Linked DNA regions of Homo sapiens: region 1 is linked to region 2. The links are chromatin contacts, found by Hi-C in ENCODE. All regions are on one chromosome and are shown on one strand. The core of a region is the stretch at or near the end of the contact, and the rest is flanking DNA. Distances in the headings are between cores, read along the strand shown. Region 1 holds the start of VSTM2B (V-set and transmembrane domain containing 2B). Region 2 has its middle 49 kb from the start of UQCRFS1-DT.

Evidence for each region. Hi-C counts contacts between places; a loop is a spot of excess contacts on that map. Pooled maps may share reads with other maps.
Region 1: a map of Panc1 shows a loop between it and region 2 (2.3-fold over the local background). The contact joins the promoter of VSTM2B here to the enhancer-like site in region 2. A Hi-C loop is called at or near these places in 2 of 168 maps with a recorded cell type or tissue (Panc1 and dorsolateral prefrontal cortex), 8 of 37 single-sample maps with no recorded cell type and 15 of 50 pooled maps.

The regions. Positions count from the first base shown.
Region 1 is chr19:29,520,798-29,527,331 of GRCh38, reverse strand. It overlaps VSTM2B (V-set and transmembrane domain containing 2B), which reads right to left and starts at 1,338. Exons shown (of 5, transcript NM_001146339.2): 1 at 667-1,338; 2 at 1-121. The coding sequence starts at 748. It overlaps VSTM2B-DT (VSTM2B divergent transcript), which reads left to right and starts at 1,582. Exons shown (of 10, transcript NR_040029.2): 1 at 1,582-1,908. The region is part of intron 1 of LOC124904683 (a long non-coding RNA gene); the gene reads left to right.
Region 2 is chr19:29,258,617-29,264,973 of GRCh38, reverse strand. No RefSeq gene overlaps it. Among named protein-coding and RNA genes, the nearest start is that of UQCRFS1-DT, 49 kb to the right of the region's middle. Within about 2 kb of position 4,738, at least 2 of the 41 ENCODE cell types and tissues checked have a DNase peak (open chromatin) inside an H3K27ac peak, as active enhancers do.

The sequences.
Region 1 (6,534 bases), core at 89-2,588, 270 kb before region 2:
AGGTACCACCACTGAATCTCCAGCGAATACGAGGTGGCTCCGCTGGCCCGGAACGCGCAGGGCATTTCGATGTCGTCTCCCTCCCGTACTGTCACATCTTTGGGGACTTCTGTGAATGCAGCTGGGGGTGGGGAGAGAGAGAGAGGCGTGACCAGCTGTAGGTCGGGGGCCTGGGGCAACCTAAAGCGAGGCAGTCGGTCTCTGGCTGGCTGGCCTTGTGCCCCCCACCCCGCAGCTGCTCCCTGGCGCACGGCCGGAGGGGCTAGCAAAGTTCGGGGAAGCGGCTGCAGGGCCGAGGCAGGGACCGGCCATCGGCTGCCTACTGCTTCCCTCCGGATGGGGCGGGGCGGCAGGGGCGACTCGTGCTTCTCCCCCGCCCCTGGCCGCACCGCCAGAGCCTGGCTGGGGCGCGCCTACTCCCGCTCCCCGCAGGCATCCTTTCCGCAGCCGGGGCCCCGGCGGGACTGGGAACGACTCGGGCGCGGCGCTGCTGCTGCGGCGACCCTTCGCCGCTCGCCTCTCCCTACCCCTCCGGGCCCAGGCTGCACAGCGGGATTGCTGGAGACCGCGAAGCTTCCCGGTTCGTTCTCTTTCTTCTTCTTCTCGGTGGCGGCCCCAGCAAAGACCCCCCCGAGTCCACAGCGGCAGCAAAGTTCCCGCGCTCACCGTCGGCCACGAAGAGCAGCAGGGCATGCAGCAGCAGAGGCGGCAGGTATCCGAGGGCACCGAGCCGGTTCCGCTGTTCCATCTCCCGCGGGGGGCGCGGTGGCGGCGGGGGCCCGGGAGCGGAGAGGCGGCGGCCGCGTGGGCTCGGATCGGCTCCGGCTCGGGCTAGGACGCCTCCGAGCCTGCCATGGCCCCGCGCGGCGCCCCCTCCCCTGGCCGCCGGCGGCCGCCAATCAGCCCCGCTCCCTCGCCGGCTTGCCCGGTGCGGCTCCGGCGGGGGGCGCTGCGCGGGGTGTGCAGGAGACGCGGTCCCACCGGGAGGCTGCTGGCGATCGGTCAGTGCCTCTCTCTGTCCGGTCGTCCACAGGACGGTGGGGATCCGCGGTTCAGTCTCTGCCCGGCGGGCCGGGCAGGGGCTGGGCCGCGCCGGGACCCATCCCTGGCCGAGGGAGTGCGTGCCACGGAGCCGCGAGCTTCTGCCTCCCTGTCTCCTTCTGGTTCTGCTCCCGATTGCCACCTCCTTCGGCTCCCGCAGCCGCCCCCGCCGGTTCCTCCGCGGCTCTTTCCGCAGGGCGAGTGGGCGCTCAGCCGCGGCGCGCAGACCTGGCGTCCGACCCAGCGCAGCGCGGGGAGAGCGGGTCCGGCGTGGCGGACCCGGAGCCGGAGAGAGGCGGGGAGAGGGGGAGGGGAGGGGAAGGGAGGGGGCGGTCAGTGGCTGGGCGCCAAGCCGCCTCCACCGCTGCATCGCCCCCGCCCTCCCCTCTCCTGCCACAGCCCGCCCCGCCCCCGCCCCAGAGCGCTCCCCCTCTCTCCTCGGGGGTCGCTCGGAGGGACCACCGTCTTTCTGGTTGGAGTACAGCCCCGCCCCGCACCCGCTTGGGTTGGGAGTCCTCCCACCCAAACTCTCCCTGGCTTCTTCCCAGTCTGCACGGCTCGAGACGGCCGCTCATCCCTGCTCCCCGTGTGTCCCTCGGTCCTCTCTGCAGCTCCCAGCCCTCAACTCCTTACCCCAGTTTGGGCAACCAGCTGCCCCGCTGTTTGGCCCAGGCCTGGGCCATGACGGATGGGTGGGCGCCCGGGGCCGCGAGAAGGGCGGAACGCTGTGCCCAGCCGGAGACTACGCTGGGTGGCGGCGGCAGCGCCGGGAGTCTGCAGTGCGCGAGGGAGAAGTGAGCGCACAGCGCCCAGCGAGCAGGTGCCTGCGGCGCGGAGAGCGCACACGCTAGCCAGCCCGCAGCGGCCGTGAGTGACGGCAGGGGCGGCGGGGGTGGGGTGGGGTGGGGAGCGCCGGGCACGACTCAGGGCCCGGGAGGTTTCCGGGAGGGGGCGGGGTTCCTGCCCCTGGATCGCGGGTCCCTGTGTCTCCACGCGCTCTTCGCCGGTCGTGGCCCCTTCTTTGCCCGGTGCAAAGCGAGATGCCGAGGCGGCAGGAAGCCGGAACCCATCCCCCGCCTGCTCTGGCGTACTCGGCATCCCGGTACCTCCCCCAGCCTTCACCCGGAGTCTGCTCCCTCCCCAGCCATCTGAGGGAGCGCGGTCTGGTCCCCGAAGGCAAATGCGGGGTGGACATGTGGTTCGGACGCAGCGCGTAGTCATAGTCATAGGGGCGAGTCCTAAGGCTCGCCTTGGGTCTCTCCTATCTCCTTCCCCCGGGAGTCCCCAGCTAGTGCGTTTCGGCACCTCTGCCCCTACCCCGGCCCCTACGCCTCAGCTCTGACCTCAGGTTGGGGTGGGGCAGCCCGGTGGATTCACGTGCCTGCTTCCCCGGCTACCAGCCTCCCGGAGGCACCGCCAGAGGATTCCCTGGGAGCCAAGGAGAAGGAAACCCAGAGGGAAAACACTCTCCAGCAGCCACCCTGGTCCAGGCGGCCAGCGCAGCACAGCTCAGAGGGGAGGAGCTGCAGGCCCTCTCCAAGGCTGTCCTCGCCAGCGGGTGCCCGGGGCCAGCCCTTCTTGCCTCCAGTGCCTGCCTTTCAGTTTCCTCGTCTATGGCCCAGGAGTCACTCCCACCCCCTGGCTCACTGTGGCTCATCTATCAAGCCCTTGTTTTCTAAGGTCTCCTGCTGGGGGCAAAGGGAAGAAGGGGGTCCTATAGGACTTTCCTCCTTTCCCTCAAGTTCCTCTCTAGGGGCTCCACAGAGGCAGTTGCCAGCTCCTTCTGTCATGGCAGGAGCTTTTCCTAGGAAATCCCATGTGCCCTTAGAAACCACTTTGGACCCCCGAATGTAAGACCCTGCCAGGCCCCATTGCTGTCCTCAGCTTCTGAAGGGAGAGGGCAGACTTGCACCGCTCTATGCAGATTCAGGACCACAGCGGGGTTCCAGGAAAGCAGGCTCATTTGGGGACTGATTCCAAGCAGGGTTCTGAAGAAAGAGCTAGCCCACTGCGCAGTGGCCCACCTGGAGAGGTAGCAGTCTCCTTTCCTGATGCCAGATCCAAGCAGAGGCTAATGCTGGAGACCAGCGATGCCCGTGGGAGAATCCCTGTAGCTAGAGGGAATTATCTGGAAGTAATTTATCCCTGTACCGCCTTGTGGGGTTGGGTGTTTCTTGCCCACTGCATGAGTTGGTATTACTCTAAGAGCGACAGATACATGTTTTCACATGCTTTCCATGTACTAGACACTTTCTAGGCATCAGTTCTCAACATGACAAAGAGATCCTTCTCAGGGAAATCAGATCCCTCTTCCACTGCTGAAAAACCCCACAGTGGCTCCCATTTCACTTGGCATAAACACCAGTGGCCTTGCAGTGGCTGCCAAGGTCAAACCATCTGCCTTTCTGCTTCCTGCTCACCCTTTTCCTTCATCTTCTCATCTTTTCTGTCTTCTCCATAGCTCACACTCCCCTAGCCACACTGTTCTCCTTCCTACAATGCAGCACACTGGGCATGCTTCTACCCCAGGGCCCTTGCACCAGCCGCACCATCTGGTTGACATGCTTCTCCCACAGATACTTGCTTGGCTAACTCCGTTGTGCTCTGGTTTTTGTCAAGCAGTCACCTTCTCCATGAGGCCCACCTGGGCCACCATATTTAACACTGCAGTCTACACTGCCTCTCCTCCCACCACCCAGCACTCCCAGGCCCTCACTCTGCTTCCTTTATTTTTTCCATTTCGCCAGCCATCTTCCAACACATGGGACCACATCCTTATTTATTGAGTGTCTTGTTGCAGGTCTCTAAGACTGTGCCTGCCTTGTTCACTGATGTATCTCTAGCGCCTACAACAGGGTCGGGCACAGAGTAGGAGCTCAGTAAATACTTGTGGAATGAATGAATGAGCTCATTTTACCTCAATCACAACTCCAGGGGTAGACATGGTGATTTCACTCCATTTTATGGTTGAAGCTCAGAAGCTTACGGAACTTGCCCAAGGTCACATAGTTAGTAAGTGGCTGAGTGACGCATCAACCCAAAGCCTGTCTTACTCTGGGGTCCTGGATCTTAACCAAAACACTAAGCTCTTCCCTCCTCCAGGTGAGCCCCTGGTCCTGATGCCTCGAGTTGGTGTGGAGAGCAAGGCCCTACCCTTGACTGATGGGAGCAAGGAGCAGCCTGAGCTAGACTTGTAGTCTCTTTCCTGTCTGTTCAGCTTGGTCTATCTGTTTTCTGCCCTGCCTTGTAGACTGTGATGAGAGCAGCTGACCCACCTTCACTATGGTTTTTTTTTTTTTTTTTTTTGACACGGTCTTTTTCTGTTGTCCAGGCTGGAGTGCAGTGGCACGATCTTAGCTCACTGCACCTCAACGTCCTGAGCTCAAGCACCTCAGCCTCCAGAGTTATCATGCTGACACCAGGAGGATTAGCCCACCATGCCTTGCTAATATATATATATTTTTTTTGTAGAGATGGGGTGTTGCTATGTTGCCTAGGCTGGTCTTGAACCCCTGGGCTCAAGCGATCCTTCTGCCTCAGCCTTCCAAGTAGCTAGGACTACAGGCATGCACCATCACACTTGGCTAATTTTGTGCTTAAAATTTTTGTAGAGGTGAGTTCTTGCTCTGTTGCCCAGGTTGGTCTTGAACCCCTGGGCTCAAGCCATCTTCGTGTCTCAGCCTTCTAAGTAGCTGAGACTACAGGCATGCGCCACCATACCCAGCTAATTTTTAAAATGTTTTTTGTAGAGATGGGGTCTTGCTGTTGCCCAGGCTGGTCTTGAATGCCTGGGCTCAAGCGATCCTTCTGCCTCAGCCTTCCAAGTAGCTAGGACTGCAGCCATGCACCACTATACCTGGCTAATTTTGTTTAAAATTTTTTGTAGAGGTGAGGTCTTGCTGTGTTGCCCAGGTTGGTCTTGAACCCCTGGGCTCAAGCCATCTTCCTGTCTCAGCCTTCTAAGTAGCTAGGACTACAGGCATGCGCCACCATACCCAGCTAATGTTTTATTTTTAATATTTTTTGTAGAGATGGGGTCTTGCTGTGTTGTGCAGGCTGGTCTCAAACTCCTGGCCTCAAACAGTCCTCCTGCCTCTGCCTCCCAAAGCACTGGGATTATAGGAGTGAGCCACCACACTGGCTTTCTCTGTGTCTTTAACTCCCAGCTGGGCCTGCCCATAGTTAGAGCCTAGCAAATATTCGGACAGGGAACCCTGCTAGGAGCACTTTGCCTCCCTTTTGCTGTGGGTTTTCTGTGAGCAGGGCAGGGATTTTGTCTCTTCGACTTAGCCCTTTGGCTAGTTGGAGGATTAGTGAGCTAAGACCAGACTGCAGCTCCTGCCAGTCAGAGGGCACTGGGTTCCTTCCCTGCCAGTCTCTGCCAAGCCTGGCTCCCCACTCCCTGCAGGGGAGCCATTTCCTTCTCACTAAGTCCTGGTGGGATGTGGTCTCTCAGTTGGAGACTCTAAAGAAGGTGGCTGGGGAGGAGCATGCGTGTCACTTCTCCCAAAGGGACACTAAGCTCTGCGGACACAGCCATTCAGGTCTACCTACTGTGGTATCTCTTGGGCTCCTACAAAGATGACCTGTTTGCAGTGAATCGTGGTTATGTGAAGCTATGGACTTGAGAGTATTTCATGATCATTTTGTTTCTAGTCCTGATTAATCATCAATGGGAACTAACACGGTTTTCCCCTCCCTCCATCCACAGCTATAAAATGCCTGTGGGGTCGCTGTGCACAGAGACCTGGAGGCAGATCCTCTTGTAATGTGGTTGATGGGGCCATGGGTTGGCTGCCCTGCCCAGTTGGCTGTGCCCGGGGGGCTTGCTTCTGCCAGGGCCTGGCTACTGTGTGCCCAGCCTCGGGGCTCTCACTCATTACCTATCATGAGCTGTTATTATAGGGCTGTGAGCTGGGGTGCTTGTCAATACCATTTTGTGGATGGATTCACTGGACTCTCAGAGGCACTTTAAAAAGCGCTATTTAAAAAGACTGCCCAGCCTCTTGTGAAAGCACCCTTAAATTACAGCCCTAAGTGAGTGTTTTTCCTGGAACTCACTTTCAAAATTTATTTATTTTAATGCTCAGGTCCTCTTGGAGTTGGGTTTCAGTATTCTTGTCTCGGATGACCTTTCTTGTCCTCCCTGTACCATGTACGGCAACATTGATTTTGGGTAATGTATTTTGATTTTAAGATGCAGCCCATCCATAAAGTTTTCTATCAATAATCCCAGCACACTCTGTGTACCCGACAGCTTATAGGAAAATAGGAGATTTATGGGGGCTTTTATTTTTGGCCAGTTTAGTCATTCACACGCCACCAGTGTCAGGGATAATGGCCTGAAGTCCGGTCCCAGGAAGACGCCCCTCCAAGGGCACACATCAGGTCATCGAGGGGTGGAGGCCTGGCCCTGCCTGGACCCTGACAGGGACTGCTGGGTACTGCTGGAGAGGGAAGCAGTGATTGATGCCCCTAAGACGGAAGGAGGGG
Region 2 (6,357 bases), core at 3,489-5,988:
TGCTTCAATGACAGCTGAGAGTGATTTGTAATATCATTAACTGCTTTGTTTAATTTGTCCCTGAAAACAATTTATCTCTTATCTAATTTAAATCTGTCACACCCTGTAGACATGTGAGGACTATTAAAAAACCCTTTCTTTACAGATAGTGGATGCCAAATGCTAGCCTAACCTTATCCATGCCATTGCACAAGCAATGGCAATTAACACCTGCTCACTCCCCTACAAGAAGGAACCCACCCACCGTTGCACTTCCCTGGTGATGCTAATCTCAGTCCCCTCTCCACTCCCAAGCATGTCCGTGTTGTTCTAATAATCTCAGCAATTGATGGTAAACTCATAGGCATGAATTCTGCCTCCACCACCAAGTTTCTCTAGATTTGACAATTGAACAGACCTCTCTTTTATGCCCTGTAAGATGAATGCATATTTATTTTTTTTGCTGTTAAGGGGTGAAAATGGGAACAAGGAACATTTTATTTGCCTGTGTGATGTGTTTCTCTGCATTCTGCAGTGAGCTTGTCTTTTCTTTCTTCCGCATATTAGACTGGGGGCCTTTGCTGTCAGTTCTATTTGATCCACTCCCTACATTGCTAGCCTGGTCTTGTCACATACATGCTACATAAATGAATAAATGATAAGCTTCTTTCAAGAATTTTGCCTTATTGAATTCTCTATTCTTAAGATTGATTTTATTTTAAAACCAAAATTTAGCAAAAAAAAAAAAAAAAAGAAAAAAGAAAAAGCAGCAGATCACTGGCTTAAATTAGCTTATTTTTAAGAATAGAATTGTCTTTTAGAATAATGCATGTAGACACAGCCAGTGTTAGAAGAATGATTAATTAATACAGGTGCAGGCACAAAGGCAGAAATTCCCTGGCTTGGAAGTCAAGACATGCAGCATCTGCATCCTCCGAGGAATTCCTCTGTGGCCTGCTGGAAGGGAGGGGACCTTCTGCCCTGCATCAATGAGATAATGAGTGATTGCATCGGCTCAGCGTCTCAGGATGCAGCACGCCTCTGTCAAAAGATTCTCCTTCCAGAGTGGAATTTCCAAGGGAATACAAACGGTGCATTTACTGAATCAAAAGGCATAGGAAGGGAGAGTTGAAAGGTTGGGTGTGGAACATCTAGATATTTAGGCAGTCCCTCGGAAAGAAAAAGGAGATTTGGAATGGGATTAGCCTGGAGGGCATCATTGACTAGCAGTGGTGCCTTGGGCAAATTCTTTGTCTGTTTCCTCATCTGGAAAATGGGGATAATGATGTCCATGAAGATTAGGGAGCTCTCCCAGGCTGCAGCGGGACCACGAACCTGAATTCCACTTTCAGCCAGCAGGGGGTGTCTGGTGCTTACTTCCCCAACCAAAGGGTGTTTCTCAAACCTGATTCTATAGCTCACAAGGACCTGGAGTTGACACTTAAGGTGACAGCTGCCCCTTCCTTCACCCTGGAGGGGTTTGGGGTGATGCTGTGGTTGCTATTCTTATCACTGGTGAGCAGGAGGGAGGAGTGAAGTGTGAAGTCAGCTGGGCTCCAGGCAGTGTCAGGGGGAGGGGAAACCATCATTTGGTGGCAACTGCAGCCTTGGCAGTAGGGGAAGAAGAGGTCCCAGGAACCAATCACAGCCTGAACCAGCTGCTCTTCATCCCAGTTGGCATGAGAATGCCCAGCTGAGCCAGGGAGGTATTTAGAGACAGGATTACACATGACGTGCAGAAAGGAGAACCAAGGGCAGAAATGAACCTCTAGCTGTCCTTGTCTTTCCCCAGGAAGCCTCCCTTTTCTCTCTGGTTCTGGAACTAAAGCCATTTTCCTGGGTGATTGTGGGGCTTGAGATATCCTCTGGGCACAGAGCAGTGGACTGGAACCATGTCCTTGCCAAAGTGTGTCCAGAGAGGGGCACGGGGCAGAGCCCCGGATTGCAGAACCGTGGGCTCTGCTCTGTGGACTGCTCACCCCACAGTGTGAACAGATGCTGCACTTTCACACTAAAAGAGGAGACCCAACTGTTTCTTGGGTGCTTACGCAGTGGACAGGATTTCCCACTGAGGTGTCCACATGCATAGCTTCTTCTGGCCCTCCTGTGGCTTTGAGCATGCAGGAGTCATGTCATGACCACTCTGCAGTTGAGCATCTTGAGTCTTACAGGATGAATTGTCTGAGTGGAGGAGAACTTTGGGTTCATGCTCACCCACCTTGGAAGAATTTAACTCCACGCCTGTCTCACTCCGTGACTCTGGAAAAGTTATTTGAGTTATATTCCATCCTCCTGTGTCCTGATCTGTCAGCTAAGAAAACGAAATAGGACTTAGTGAGTGAATGAATGGCAGTGGCTACTACATTCTCAGTGCTAGAAAGGTGCAGGAGAAAGGTCACTTTCCATTCTTTCTATCCTTAGATTTGTGCACGTACACACATTCACACACACCAAGTTTGAGATCGTTTTGCAATTAAAAAACAAGGGAAGGCCATTTTGCATCCCTGAGCCTCAATTTCCTCATCGGGAAACTGGGGATGATAATCTAAACAATAATAATTAATAATAGTAATGGTGACAGTTTCATATTCAGCACCTTCTCAGCACCAGGTATTAAGTGTTTTACATACATTATTATGTTGTGATAATTAAATGAGGTAATGCACATAGAAGTACTTAGTACAGTGTCTGGAACACAATAAACACTCCATAAATGTTAGCTAATGTGGTGATTTCTGTATTCAGTGTGGATGATGTCATTGGCTGGTGTCTCATTCTTGGCCTCTGTTAGACACACACTAATGTACACACACAACTACACACCACTAGGGTTTAAACATCTTTTTATACTGTTTTATCAAACGATTTTATTCTTTTACTACCCAGATGAGAGTCCCTTGAGGGTAAAGGATAAATAACCTCCCAAAGTGTTTTTGCTTCTTCTTGTTGTTTTGAAACAGAGTCTCTCTCTGTTGTCCAGGCTGGAGTGCAGTGGCACAATCTCGGCTCACTTCAACCTCCACCTCCCAGGTTCAAGCGATTCTCCTGCCTCAGCCTCCCGAGTAACTGAGACTACAGGCATGCACCATAACGGCCAGCTAACTTTTATATTTTTAGCAGAGACAGCATTTCACCATGTTGGTCAGGCTGGTCTCGAACTGTTGAGCTCAGGTGATCTGCCCTCCTCGGCCACCCAAAGTGCTAGGATTACAGGTGTGAGCCACTGCACCCAGTCTTTTTCTTATTTTTCTCTACTTTTTTTTTTTTTTTTTTTTTTTTTGAGACAGAGTTTCACTCTTGTTGCCCAGGCTGAAGTGCAATGGCATGATCTCGGCTCACTGCAACCTCTGCCTCCCGGGTTCAAGCGATTCTCCTGCCTCACCCTCCCAAGTAGCTGGGATTATAGGTATGCGCCACCACGCCTGGCTAATTTTGTATTTTTAGTAGAGACGGGCTTTCTCCATGTTGGTCAGGCTGGTCTCGAGCTCCGGACCTCAGGTGATCAGATTATCTGCCTGCCTCGGCCTCCAAAGTGCTGGGATTACAGGCATGAGCCACCATGCCTGGCGTTTTTTCTACTTTTAGGATTCATCTCAATGAAAGGCCAAAGCATACACACTGCAAGTTCTTTGCCCCTGCATGCAGCCTCTGCTAAACGTGTATAACCTGGTGTCTTCTAGAGCTTGCTACCCCTAAAGAGTTTTTGAAAACATGACAGAGAGTGACACTGCTTGTCAGCTGCAAGTGCTGTCATGGCCTACTGCCTACTGATTGGTTGTTCTTCCACTCTTTGCTAAGCAGTGAGGAGACACAGTCTCTCCCCAGGTATCCTAAAAGCTGATACTCACCTTGGCTGCCTCCCAATCTGCTCACAGAATGGAAAATGCAGCCGGAGTGTCAAGCTGCTGACCACACAGATGGCATTGAGATGTTGCATTTGTGAGACTCTGGAACCACCCAGAGCCCCAGCTTATGGGGACCCAAGGGAGATTACATGCGAAGAGGGACACCCCTTATTAGTGTGAGTTATTGCATTAAAATCTGCCATTGCTGTGGCTACTAAAATGGATGGTGTAAGGATATCACACCAATTGATAAGTCAGTTAAAAAGGTGGTCAAAGAATTGTGTCTGAGTAAAGAATGCATGGACACAATAAAAGTGGTAACAGCAAAAACAAAAACTAATAAGCAAATTTAAAAAGTATTACCAGCTAATATTAGTGAACATTTACTACTCACAGGTGCCCTGTCGACACTGTTTCAGAGACCATAGATAGATGGGTGTTATTATTACCCCCAACCAGCAGGGGGGGACACAGTGCTGTAGAGAGGGAAGGTGCTGATGTTCAACCGCCAATCAGCACCACTTGCCTGTGTTGCACAACAAACAAGGCAATGGAGTTGGCATCTGAGCCCCAACAGTGCGATTTCAGAGACAAAGAGCTGCCCATTGTCCAGTGGGAAGCAAACTTGCCAATGCCTGGGCCTAGTAGGCACACACACACACAAAAACTAAATGATTTTGAATGAATGAATGAATGAGTGTTGCTGGTGGGCAGGCATTTTGTCTTCTTCAGTCTGTCTCCCCAGTGCCCAGCATATAGTTGGCTCTCAAAAAGATCTCTGTGCTCAGCCCCAACTCCCTCCATGAGCAGCCCCATGGGGTCCTCACTAGCTTCCTGAGTGCTGTCTACTTCTCCAGCACAGAGACCTGTCTGGGCTGGACACGAGGGTCGGGTCTGCTCCCAGGGCTACTCAGATTGTGTGACAGCAGGCTTGACGCTGAGCAGGCCAAAGGGCACACAGTTGCAAAAGCCAGATGGTTGTTTCTAAATCCAATTCCCTCCTGCTGCCAACCTGCTCTGAAATACAATCCATCACTCACCATGATAGATGTCTTTGAACTTGGGAACTCAACTCTTGAGAAGCAGAGGAGGGAAATTGAATACCAACCCTCCCTGCTCCCCCCAGAGAGGTTCTGTTGTTGCTGGAGGTGGTGACAGCTTGGAAAATGGTGTCACAGCTCAAATTAGTGCTGAGCAGGCATGGGGCACTGGTGTCTTCAGGGACGGCTGCTCCCACGCAAGGCTGAGACAACCTGGGACCCAGTCACCCACATCGCCATCAGCATTCCCACAGCCCTGGCTTTGGTTTGGAAATCAGACATTTCCAAGGGCATCCTGGACTAGGGGAGAGAGAACCTGCAAGTCAAGAATGGCACAATAGAAACTACAAGGGGACCTCTCTTTATGTTCCGGTTGTAAATACGTACTCATATTAAAAATGTTTGTATGTAAATTGAATTCTTATAGCACTATTTTTCTTATTATTACAGTAATGGAGGTTTGATTAGTTACAATTCTTCTTGTATCAACTAATAGAAGCACTCAAGTGAGCCCAAGCAAAAAAGATAACAAACAAAACAAAACAAAACAAAACAGAATGGATGGTTTCTAGGAGAGGGAATTCTAAGGTGAGGACGTGTTTGAGCTAAGCAGGCCTTGGAACAGGAGAGCCCTGTGGTCTAGCCTGCTGCTTTCTGCATTTGCCCTGCTCCCCTCCCACTGGTGCAAGACATTCCACTTTCTTAGCCCCTTCTCCCTCCACTAGGAGGAGCCAGCTAACTTCCCACCTTAGCTAGCCACCTGCAGAGGATCTGATTTGCCCAGGAAGGGCAAGGTGTCTGCTGCTTCTCCAGTTAGCTGTGTCCAGGGAGGATGGGGTATAAAAGGGCTGCCTTGGAGGGACTCCTCCCTGTGAATCCGTATGGTGGTTTCTGGAGAGGCGGATGGTGGCTGATTGGCTGGACAGATGTACTCATAGGAGTTCATGACAATTTTTGCTCTTTGCAAGGATTTAGGAAAATATCAGAAAGTGAAAGAAGAAAATGAAGCACTGCATTTCCTTCACTGCTTGTAGTCACGTTCTAAGATTTATTCAACCTTTTCTGTAATTTTTCTTCAGTGGTCAATGGTGAATCTTTCAGTTTCACTACCTCACAACAACTCTGTGAGCTTATTTATCCAGCTGGATTTTCTTAAGCACTTACTGTGCACCATTTGGGGGACAAGATACTGCAGAGAACAAGACAGACAAAGCTCCTGCTCTCATTGAGCTTATAAACTACGGAGAGGGTGAATCACAAGTAATGAAACAGCTAGATTATTTTACAAAGCAATAAGCACTGTGAAGAAAATGAAACAAAGAAATGAAGAGAGAGCCTGGGGATGGAGGGTGACCACAGATGGAGAGGTCAGGGGAGGCCTTGCTGAGGAAGGTGCCATGAATGTCAGAAATCATGCGGCCCTGTGCAGGGAAGAGCATCGCAGGCCAAAGGGCAACGTGCAGCCTGAACCAGCAGAACCACTGGGGACAATA